Linked DNA regions of Homo sapiens: region 2 is linked to region 1. A link is a loop called in an ENCODE intact Hi-C map of the cell type or tissue named here. Cell type or tissue: IMR-90. All regions are shown on one strand. Each heading gives the region's core, and the rest is flanking DNA. Links, peaks and the distances in the headings are about the cores only.

What was found. Peaks named below come from ENCODE experiments on the same cell type or tissue, not always from the same donor. Only the 100,000 strongest peaks of a DNase experiment are listed, where the experiment ranks them.
Region 2: a loop joins it to region 1, with 6 times the contacts of the local background. A loop is called at or near these places in 6 of 110 quality-filtered maps.

What each region holds. Positions count from the first base shown.
Region 1 is chr4:73,660,807-73,666,197 of GRCh38, reverse strand. No RefSeq gene overlaps it. Among named protein-coding and RNA genes, the nearest start is that of RASSF6, 43 kb to the right of the region's middle. RefSeq lists a silencer at 4,366-4,571. In IMR-90, for the core only: CTCF peaks have their summits at 3,327 and 4,484; DNase peaks (open chromatin) are centred at 3,297 and 4,437; H3K27ac peaks cover 238 bases.
Region 2 is chr4:74,308,466-74,313,856 of GRCh38, reverse strand. It overlaps EPGN (epithelial mitogen), which reads right to left and starts at 5,387. Exons shown (of 5, transcript NM_001270989.2): 1 at 5,281-5,387; 2 at 4,675-4,764; 3 at 1,552-1,672; 4 at 687-839. The coding sequence starts at 5,323. All of the region lies in intron 2 of LOC105377276 (a long non-coding RNA gene), which reads left to right. In IMR-90, for the core only: a CTCF peak has its summit at 1,959 (motif pointing right); a DNase peak (open chromatin) is centred at 1,966.

The DNA of each region.
Region 1 (5,391 bases), core at 338-5,337:
AGAAGTGACCAGAAGACAAGAGTGTGAGCCCTCTGTCAAGTCCAGACAGGGCCACTAGAGGGCTCCTTGGTCTAGCGGTAACGCCAGCATCTGGGAAGACGCCTGTTGCCAAGTGGACCATGGTCTAGTGGTAGCGTCAGTGCCAAGGAAAAACACCCGCTACTTAGCAGACCAGGAAAGGGAGTCTCCCTTTCCCTGGGGGAGTTTAGAGAAGACTCTACTTCTCCACCTCTTGAGGAGGGCCTGACATCAGTCAGGCCCACCCACAGTTATCCGGAGGCCTGTCTCCCTGTGATGCTGTGCTTCAGTGGTCATGCTCCTAGTCTGCTGTCATGTTCCATCCTGTGCACCTGGCTCTGCCTTTTAGATAGCAGTAGCAAAATTGGTTAAAGTACTAAAAGTCTCTGATATGCAGAAATAATGGTGTAAGCTGTCTCCTCTCTCCGCCTCAGCTGCCAAACAGGGAAGGGCCCCCTGTCCAGTGGACACGTGACCCACGTGACCTTACCTATCATTGGAGATGGCTCACACTCCTTACCCTACCCCTATGTCTTGTATCCAATAAATATCAGCACAGCCTGGCATTTGGGGCCACTACCGGTCTCCATGTCTTGGTGGTAGTGGTGCCCTGGGCCCAGCTGCCTTTTCTTTTATCTCTTTGTCTTGTGTCTTTATTTCTACAATCTCTCATCTCCACACATGGGGAGAAAAACCCACCGACCCTGTGGGGCTGGTCCCTACAATTCTCTTGGTCTTCTGTTCCAGCTCTAATGAATTAAAAAACTAAGAAAGTAAGAAATGGATATTTAATATCCTGGCTATGTTCTTTGAAGGGTGTCTCTGCAGACCACTAAAGTGAATATTTCTATAACATACACTGGGCAAGTCCCAGATTTGTCCCGGAGTTTCTGCTTCCTATGCCCTAAGTCAAGGTCAGATGTAGAGCAGCAAGTAATATTCTGACCAGTGAAGTTTAGCCAAATGATCCAAACAGACAGTTTGGTTTAAAGCTGCTTTAGGGATTCAAATCCAAATATCAGAAGGATCAACAATTCTTGATCGTTTTGAATCTAAACAAACACTACCAGTATCCTTCTTGATTTTTGGTTGTGCAAAATGATTGTCTTTAAAAACTTTCCAGAGCAGTCAAATAAACTTCTGGAGGTGTTAGAGTTATGTCAAATACTTTAACAACTCCCTTTTTCTGATGAAATTATGATCATTTTGTACTGAAAACAGAAGCATACATTTCTCATAAATCAAAATCACTTTAAGAAAAGTAGAGCAATTTGAAACACTCCAGGGGAAAGGAATAACATTCTACTCTCATGAATAAAAATTACTGGGGCCTGTCTCAGCAGAAAAAGTAATTCCTGGGAAGAGAAGTATCTCTTATGAAAGGCTTTTCCCCAAAACTGGATGGTTGTGTGGGAGAGGAGTTGGAGGGTGCAGAGGAGGCACAGAAAGGAAGAAATAAGCATAATAGGATGAGTGAGAACCCCAAACAGAGCCCCACTCAAGGCTGCTGTCCAGGAACTGGCAGCATCAGCATTGCCTAATGTTGGGAATGCAGGATCTCAGGCCCCACTTCAGACCTCCCAGGACCAGAATGTGCAAGTCCACAAGACCCCAAGGTGATTCCAGCACACATTACAGCGTGAGAAGCAATGGTTTAAAACAATGGTTCTCCACCTTGGCATCACTTTGAATTTTCTGCAGAACTTTAAATAAGCACTGATACTTGGGTCCAATCCCAGAACTTCTGATTTAATTTTTCAGGAGTATAGTTGGGGCACTGAGGATTTTTAAGCTTTCTTAAGTGATTACAATGTGCAGCCAAGATTGAGAACTACAGATTTAGTGGACTGATAATGGCAGTTTCTGTTTATTTGCTCTCCTCAGTGGCACTAGGATGTATGTAAATTTCTGTTTTAGACTTGAAGCCATGAGACCCTGTAAGAGGAGAATTTTTTATGATCGGGTGTAGGACACTCGACAACAGGTCATGGAAATCTGAGTGGTTTGCATTATATAACAGATCTTTCCTTACAAAATGTACATGTACAATAAATTTTTATAAATAAGAATTATTTTGCACTCTTAATATTTCCCATACACTGTACTAGACAACCATGCCCATTATTTCTAATCATCCCATAAGCTCTACAAAGATAGTGTTATTATCTCTCTTTCACAGATTTGGAAACTGAGGCTCAGAGATGTCAAGGGATTTCCAAGGTGACACATCTGATAAACAGTGCTGTCAGGACTTGAGTACAGGTCTTCTTGTCTCCAAAGCTGAAGTTCTTTACTCTGCCCTAACTGCTTCCCTTAAAAACACAAATCACATTTCAAAACCACCAAGTTTGTCATTTTAGTAAATACACAAGATGAATTATTTTGCAAGGCAGAGTTACTTGATGCAATCTCTCTTAATTTGCCTACTTTACACATTACAAAGTTTATGTAGATTTTCCCAAATGTAATCCAAGCTTTGATTTTAGCCCTCACATGGTGAGTTTTAAAAACAAATAACTAACTAGTTATTCCTCCTCCTTTCTTCCTGTTTTCCCCACCTTAACTCCAAGTCTTTTATAGAGTGAAGTTCAATTAAAATAAAATAAAATAGAGTATTGCCATGTAAGTATATTTAGCCTTCCAATTACCTGAAGGAAGTAATAAAGGAATAATTAAAACATTATGGTTCTGTGTGGGTTTAGTGGGCTTGGATGGTAATTTTCCTGACAGGAGCACACAAACTGATGCCCAGTAAGATGCTGCTGTACCCTGTTCTCAAACCACTTAAGAATGATATTCACGTTGCAAAGGAAACTCCCTATTGGGAACCCCTGGTGGGGCTTCCTTTTGAACATTTATACCACGATGTACCAGAACACACTGCTTTTATAGTATCAGACCACCCTCCAGTCTCTGGGTCAAAAGTCTGCTTAAAATGAATCCAGTAGCTGATAAAAATGACCTGAGGATGGAAAGAGAAGCCCCCAAATCACACTGGGCACCACACAGATGCCCAAGCAGATAAAAGTGATGCCTTAGAGAGACCATCAAGTGGCTAGTTCACATGCAAATGTTGCTCCAAGTACTTACAAAGTGAGGAGCTCTATACTAAGTGCTTTATATGCATTTTTCCATTGAATCTTCATAGAAACTCTACAAGAGTCTGTTAATTTTGTTTTACAAATAAAAATGCTGAGAAATGGAGAAGTTAAGTGACTTTCACAAAACCATGTTGCTAGTAAGTGATGAATTAGGAATTCAATGGCCACGATCTAAGTCCAGAGCCCACGTTTTTAGCCCAATACTGCCACTTATAGGTAGGATGTAATATCATTTTCTATAGAGATATTAAAATGGCAGATGCTTGACAGGTCTAACCAGCACCTACTCCCCCTGTTCCTCTCCAAACGGACCCCTATTTTCCTTTAAGGAAATAACTGTAGTGACCACCTGGTAATTACGCAGTAACCATGATTTCTTAGTGGACTGACCCACTTCCAGCTCAGGGGAAGGTCTTCAGCATATTCTTACACCCCTTGCAATGATGGTCAATTTACCTTGGTTCAATCTGAGTAAAGATCTGGAATTATCATTTGGTGATTGTGAGAAGTGATGCTTTCTACTTGGGAAATGAATAAGGAAGTGTGCAGCCTTAGCTGTTACGGCAGCCATCTTTGTGACCATGAGGTTACAGCCAGGCTGAGGATGAAGCCAGCATGAAGACAGAGGCCAAAATCTTGACCAAAAGAAGTCTGATGCTGGCTCTTCCTTTGGTTTACAGTTTTATGAACCAACAAATCTACATTATTGCTTAGTTCCCAAGGAGTTGGGTTCTCTGCAACTGAAAAGTCTTATCTGATACATGGATACCAATACTGTATGCTTTGTTGTCTTGAAATAATTCTAAGTGAGGAATTTACTTTCAGCATGCTATGGTCTTAATAGGAGCTCCATTGTGGACATCTTCCTGAAGATAAAAATATAGAATAGTCTCTAGACAAGCTCACTGCTCAGATAATTGCTCTACTGCTAATCTAGACTCTATAATTTGAAATTCATCATAATAGGTTAATATGAATAAAGGCATTCACAATGAGTCAATTATATTGCTATTCATCAACTTGTGTAAGTGCCTGAAGCACAATTTATGTCAAACTCAAGGAACACAAGCTTCATATCCTGAAAATTTGGGGAAAACGTTATTAGTCATAGGTACCTTTTAAACTAAAAACAGGAAATTTTGTTGTGAAATAAAACATGACCAAACTAATTGTTTCTCATTTTATTCAAAATCGTTTCCCCCATGAAGCTTTCCTCAGGAATTGAAAGAATGATATATACACTTCATGACTCAAGTCTTTCCACTGACCTCACTTACCAAGAGCTGCAGAATGTGGCTCCCCACATTGGCTATGATGCTCACCACAGCCCTTCTTATCATAACAGACCTCTTTCCTATCCACATTCCATGTGCACCTCAGCATGTTTCCTGTGGGTGTCCATTGGTCTTTCTGTTTACTCCCAGATAGTTGGATCAGCTGTACTCAAGATGGGAGGAAACTTCAAAATGTCAAAATGCCTATATAAGCAAATGGCAAGAAGTGTACCAGCCAAAGGCAAACTGGATTGTCATCTCCTTGAAAGTAGTTCTATACTCAAATTGTCTAAAGTGACAAGTATACAAATATATAATGAATATGCATGTATATGTGCTTATACATATATATTAAAATTTATTTGGGAATGAGGAAGATTGTTGAGCATTTGAAAAAATTTCATTGGACTATTAACTTGTCTGAAGAAAAGTATAATGGAAATTGAGGAAATCAGGAAAGGAAATATTGTACAAGTTAGGAAAGTTAACCTGGAAGGCTAGCTTATGATAATTGTGGGTTTTGCCATTGAAACTACTGTTAAAAAACACAACTATTTTTGCATCAACCTAATACATTATCCCATAATTATCCCTTGGAAGTCACCTGAGGGAGAATTGTTTTGCTCTCCAATAAATCTAACCAAGTTAATCTGAAATTACTAAAAGGTAAATTTTTAAAGTTCTCAATGTCCTCCTCCAGGAACACACATGGTGCGGGGCAGGGGGTGGGGTGTCTTACTAAAAGGGCATTAGAAAGAACTTACAGAATGTGGCCTTGTGTCACGTGATTTGGAGGAGGGTTTGAGAAGCATGGCTTTGCTCTAGATCGGATGTTGTTAGGAAGTGATATAAGGTCATGACTGGATCTCTCAATAATTCTTATCTAGGAAGAGGGAAGACTAGAGTCAAGCTAAAACTGTCAGCAATAAACAAGCAATAGCCACTCTAATTAGCCAGGATTGGGAGATATTGGGCCATGTTTGTGATTTAAACAGATT
Region 2 (5,391 bases), core at 1-5,000, 650 kb before region 1:
GACAACTTATTAGAGTACAGCAAGGGAAATAATGTATTTATATTTTTTGTTAGGGTATCTCACTTTATTTCTTGACTTTATCCTAGTTACATGGATTTAAGGAAAAATTACTCATGTGGAAAAAACAAGAAATAAGAATGAATATGTAAATAATTACAATTATTTGTGATTATCTTCTTAGGTTTTTAGCAGGAGACAGTATCTTCTGAAGATACCCCCAGTTGACGTCTGGGAAGAAATGGCCAATGTTTGTCATACATTTTTATTCAGTTTTTACTTGTTTCTTGATTTTATTTCACTCAACAAATATTTACTCAGTGTGTGTTGTGTGCTAGGCATAGTGTAAGTCACTGAATATACAATTTTGAACAAGACATACTTAGTCCCTACTTTCTTGGGGCCTGCTGTCCTCCTCATTTATAATTTTGATATGGGCAGACAGAGATAGGTTGAAGGGAGACTGTACGTTTGAACTCTCCTATTACAACTGAAGGCAAATTTTTACCACTCGTCTGGGTTTATGAGAAAAGGCATGAAAAATATTACATAGAAACTTTTTGCCAGATTACAGCTCTTTTTTAATTAAAAAAATTTTACATGTCAGTGCCTGACACATTATAGGGCCTGAATAACTATTTGTCAAACGATTGCATATGAAGTGACTTCATATTTTGTCTTTTTCATACCTCTTTCTTATATAGCAGTAAAAAATAACAAGAAAACCACTTAATAGTAATCCAACACCAATCCCAATTGCAATGTATTTTTCATAAGAATCCACAGCATATGAAGTTAAAGTCAAGTGCTCACACCTTTCTCCAGTATAACCAGTAAAACACCTTTAAAAAAAGAAAAAAAGTTTAATTTTAAAACCTACGGTGGTAGAAATACAAATAACCTGTTTCAATAAATTTAAAAAAATAAATGGAAATAAGGAATTTAAATTAAAGAGGCAAATACCAAATGAAAGCCAATCTGTTACGGGCAATGAAGCAGCTATGAATTTTCCAATAATCATTAAGGCCCCATATTTTCCCTTCATTAGTAGAGGGAAAAGGTAGTATGCTTGCATAATTTACTCTAGAAAAATCATTAGCCTATTCTTCCATAGGCGAATACTGAGCAAATCATGATCATAAAAATAGTATCTTAGTTGCTCTAGAACTTCATATTCCTGTAATGTTTTTGCCTTAGTTTGCTTCATTTCATCCTGAAAACAACCCCAAAACTTAAAATCACCTTTGCATGTTGTTAAAAATGCAGATTCTGATTCAATAGTTCTGGGGTAGAGCATAGATCCTGCATTTCTAACAAGCACCCAGGTTCAAGAGATGCTGCTAATCTGGGAACCATGTTTTTAATTAATGAGAATTAAATAGTTTGGACAAAAGACTCCTTAGATATTCAAATATGTAGAGGCCTGTCAAGTCATGTTCAGATTATGCACCCTTTTAAACTAAAGAGAGAAAAGTGTGGAAATGTACTATATGAAACAACAGAGACATAAACTCATCTCCTGTCTCTAGGACTTGGATATTTCTTTGCATTTACCTGCAGATGGCTTTCTCTAGCTCATGGTGGAATGCACAAGCACCGTTGATGCAGTAACTGTTATGATCTTCCAGGCAAAGGTGTGAGAACTTCAAGGCTATGGGTCCTTCTATGTTGTCAGCTAGGAAAAGGAGATACAATGTTAGCAAATGAAATGTGTCTTACTTTTATGGTAAATTTTTAATACATATGTAAATAAATTTTTAATTTTAAGGATATTTGGGGGTGGTGCTGTGTCCTTTAAACTATTGATTCTCTTAGCAGGTTGTATTCACAAGGGCTGGGTTAATATCATCTAGACATATGACATATTATTAATTAATTAGGGGATGGAGGTGGATTGATGATTGTTTCACTTTTTAGAAGCAATGCAGTAAGACAGAAAAGGCAACAAATTCACCAAAAGGTGGCAGCATTGGTTCTAGTCTTAGCAGGTTATTTTGAGCGATGCTTCCCAGACTTGTGTCTGAATACTAATTAACATAGAAGATCTCACATAATATTTCGATTTTCTTCCTTTACACCTGAGAAGTCAGCACTTGCGAAGATTTGAATTTACACTTGTGAGATAATAAACAAGATTCTTATTCCTGATTCTCTCTGATGTACAAAAGACAGACCTATGCCATTCTTGGTGTTTATGCAGTGGGAGTGACCCTTAGGTAAAATTGCCTAATTGAGTCCTTTGGGGCATACTTTATTGATTCTTAAATGTTTCTCAAACAGAATTAATGGGATTTTACTTGTCATTTTTATAAATAAACATATTTCCTCATCATTATGATAAAGGTATACCATATTTGCCTTGCTAAGATTAAGAGAATCTTACTTGTTTGTAGGGAAAAAACAGTTTTAAAAGGCATTCTTTTTTATATTAAAAATGCTAAATCTTTAGATGTTAAGATTACAAACAAAATACTATGTTGTATTACTTTATTTTGGTGAGAACACACATTATCTTCTAATTCACGTTCATTTTGTTGAATAGGATGAATATAATTTATCATTTTAATAATTAATTCTCAGGCAGTGAGAATTTTCCATTATAAACTGTGCTGGGTGCTTTCTATTTCAAGACTAAACAAGTTCGATTAACTAAGCCTGAAACTAGATTTGGTAGAAAAATGTGAGAATTAAGCCATTTCTAAAGAAAAGTTATACCAGAGAGACTCATCTTTCCCCTAAGAATGAGAATGATCATAACTTTATAAAAATTTTTCTAAGATACTAGATTGATATTTTTAAGTTAGATAAAAAACAAAAGGAAAAATTAAAGTTCTCCATCAAGAAAGCAAAGGAAAAATACAGAAATGATATACAGTTGTACCTCTGTATTCATAGGTTCCACATCTGTGGATTCAACCAACCTCATAGGGAAAATATTTGAAAAAAAAGCATCTGTACATAACATGTACTGACTTTTCTTGTCATTATTCCCTAAACAATGCAGTATAACAACTATTTGCATAGCGTTTACAATGTTTTAGGCATAACTAATCAAGGGATGATTTAAAGTACATGGGTGTGTGTCTATAGGTTATATGCAAATATTTCACTATTTTATATAAGGGATTTGAGCATCTGTGGATTTTGGTACCCTCTGGGCAGGAGGAGGAGGTCTTGGAACCAATGTTCAACCAATAACGGAGGATGACTGTATTGGATTCCTTTTTACCATTATTATTACTTGTAACTCAAAATATTTTATTTGCTGTTCACCATTAAGGAAGAAAAAAAAATTTAGTACTGAGCATGCTATTACGAAGTCAGTCATTGAGAGAAAACTATGCTTCTTTAATTTTCTGCAGTATATTATCTTCTTTTTTTTTTTTTTTTTTTTTTTTGAGACGGACTCTCACTCTGTCACCCCGGCTGGAGTGCAATGGCCCCATCTCAGCTCACTGCAGCCTCCACCTCCTGGGTTCAAGCAATTCTCCTTCATCAGCCTCCTGAGTAGCTGGGATTACAGGCATGCGCCACCACGTCCAGCTAATTTTTGTATTTTTAGTAGAGACAGGGTTTCACCATGTTGCCCAGGCTGGTCTCAAACTCCTGACCTCAGGTGATCTGCCCGCCTTGGCCTCCTAAAGTGCTGGGATTACAGGCACGAGCCACTGTGCCAGGCCAGTATAATATAGTACTGAATATAATAATTATAATAAGGTGTTTCCTCTTTGTTTGAAGGCTTAGAAGACAAATAGTTGGCTAAAAGTTATTCTATAACCCACATTGATTTCGTTTTGCAAATCAACAGATATTCAAAAAATCAAATGGGTAAAATATTTCGAGACAATCATTTAAAATTTTAAATTATTGGTGACATGAAGAACACTGAGATATGACAATCTTCCTTTATTTGCCTGACTCTGAGTGCAAGACATTGTTTCCTCTGTCCTAAATCAAATTGCCAGCCTTCACATAGCAATCAGGATGCGATTTGCAGAAGAATCATAACCACTCAGTCACAGGTCTTGGTAAGCAACAAGCTTTCCAAGTTTCACCTCTAAGAGTTTAAACAGATTAGAGAAAGAACGCTGATGCTCAAGAGCATCCAGAAGCCACTGTGATAATAATTAAGTGCAAAAGAAAATATATCATTACCATCAACAACAAAAATTGGGTACAAGTGGTTAGGAAATACAGCATATGCTAAAATAACAACAAAAACTCCAAAGCAAACAAGAAAAAAAGGTCATTCCAAAGATGAGGGAAAGTGCTGTTCATCTTGTAGCCATAATGTCTTTGGCATCAAAGCTTATAATCACAGATCAAAATATAATGCTGCTCATCAAGAATGCCAAAATGGGGACAAACTGTCTCTGTACACACAGGGGTTATTGGGAACCAAGCAGAAATGAAGCAGAAAATGTGGCCTGTTTCACATTCAAGACAGTAACTGAAGACAGCTTTTGTCTCATTTGCTTAACTTCCTCCTTTTAAAAAGGCAATTATTTCCTGGCACATTTATCTGTCACTTCAATTTAACAGCATCCTGCTAAAAGAGCTGATTATCTAATAATAAAATATATATTAAAAATGGCCAATATTGCTTTTATCACAATCCAAATTTCTCTCCCAAGTTTTAGAAAAGTCTTGTGAAATATGAAAATGGGAAGAAAATACCTTCTGTTTTGTTAACTGTCCAGTTACCTTGCTGGGCTGTGATTGGAGGTGTTACAGTCACGGCTGCCTCTTCGGTCAGTGCTGTCATTGCTGTATTAAGGGGGCAAAAGCATCTTTAACAGAGAGCCTCCTTCTATGTACAAGCAACAGATGGAAAGTATTCTTATTCTGTTTATTCCAATTTCTATTTTTTTAATTTATTACAGTTGAAATCCATAACGTGACTAGGGCAACATACTTACAGTTTCTCATCCATTCCATTGACTATATTAGGATTAAAGCAAATAAAAACCCAATATTTAAGACCATTGATACATTTACATATTAATTAAAAAATAAGAACCCTATAGTATAGTAGCTAAATGTATCAATTACTCTTCAATTGTATAAAGCAAACATTCTGGAGGTCTCAAAAAAGGTGTCAAAATATATTAGGAAAGGAACATACAGGACATAAGAAACTAAATTAATCCACAGATTCATTACTCTGATCTTTGTCATAAAGAACAACTGTTAGAAGCCAACTTCTCTCTAATGCAGAGAAAATAAATTCTATTCACATTTTACACTGATATAAAGTTAACAAAACAAAAGGAAATTACCTACCGTTGAATAAAAGATAGACTGATATTGGAACTCCCAAAGCCATTTCCTGTAGTTGCTTAACTTTCTTTCTCTTATCCTTCTAGACTGACGGGTGGAAGGTTTTTATTGAGC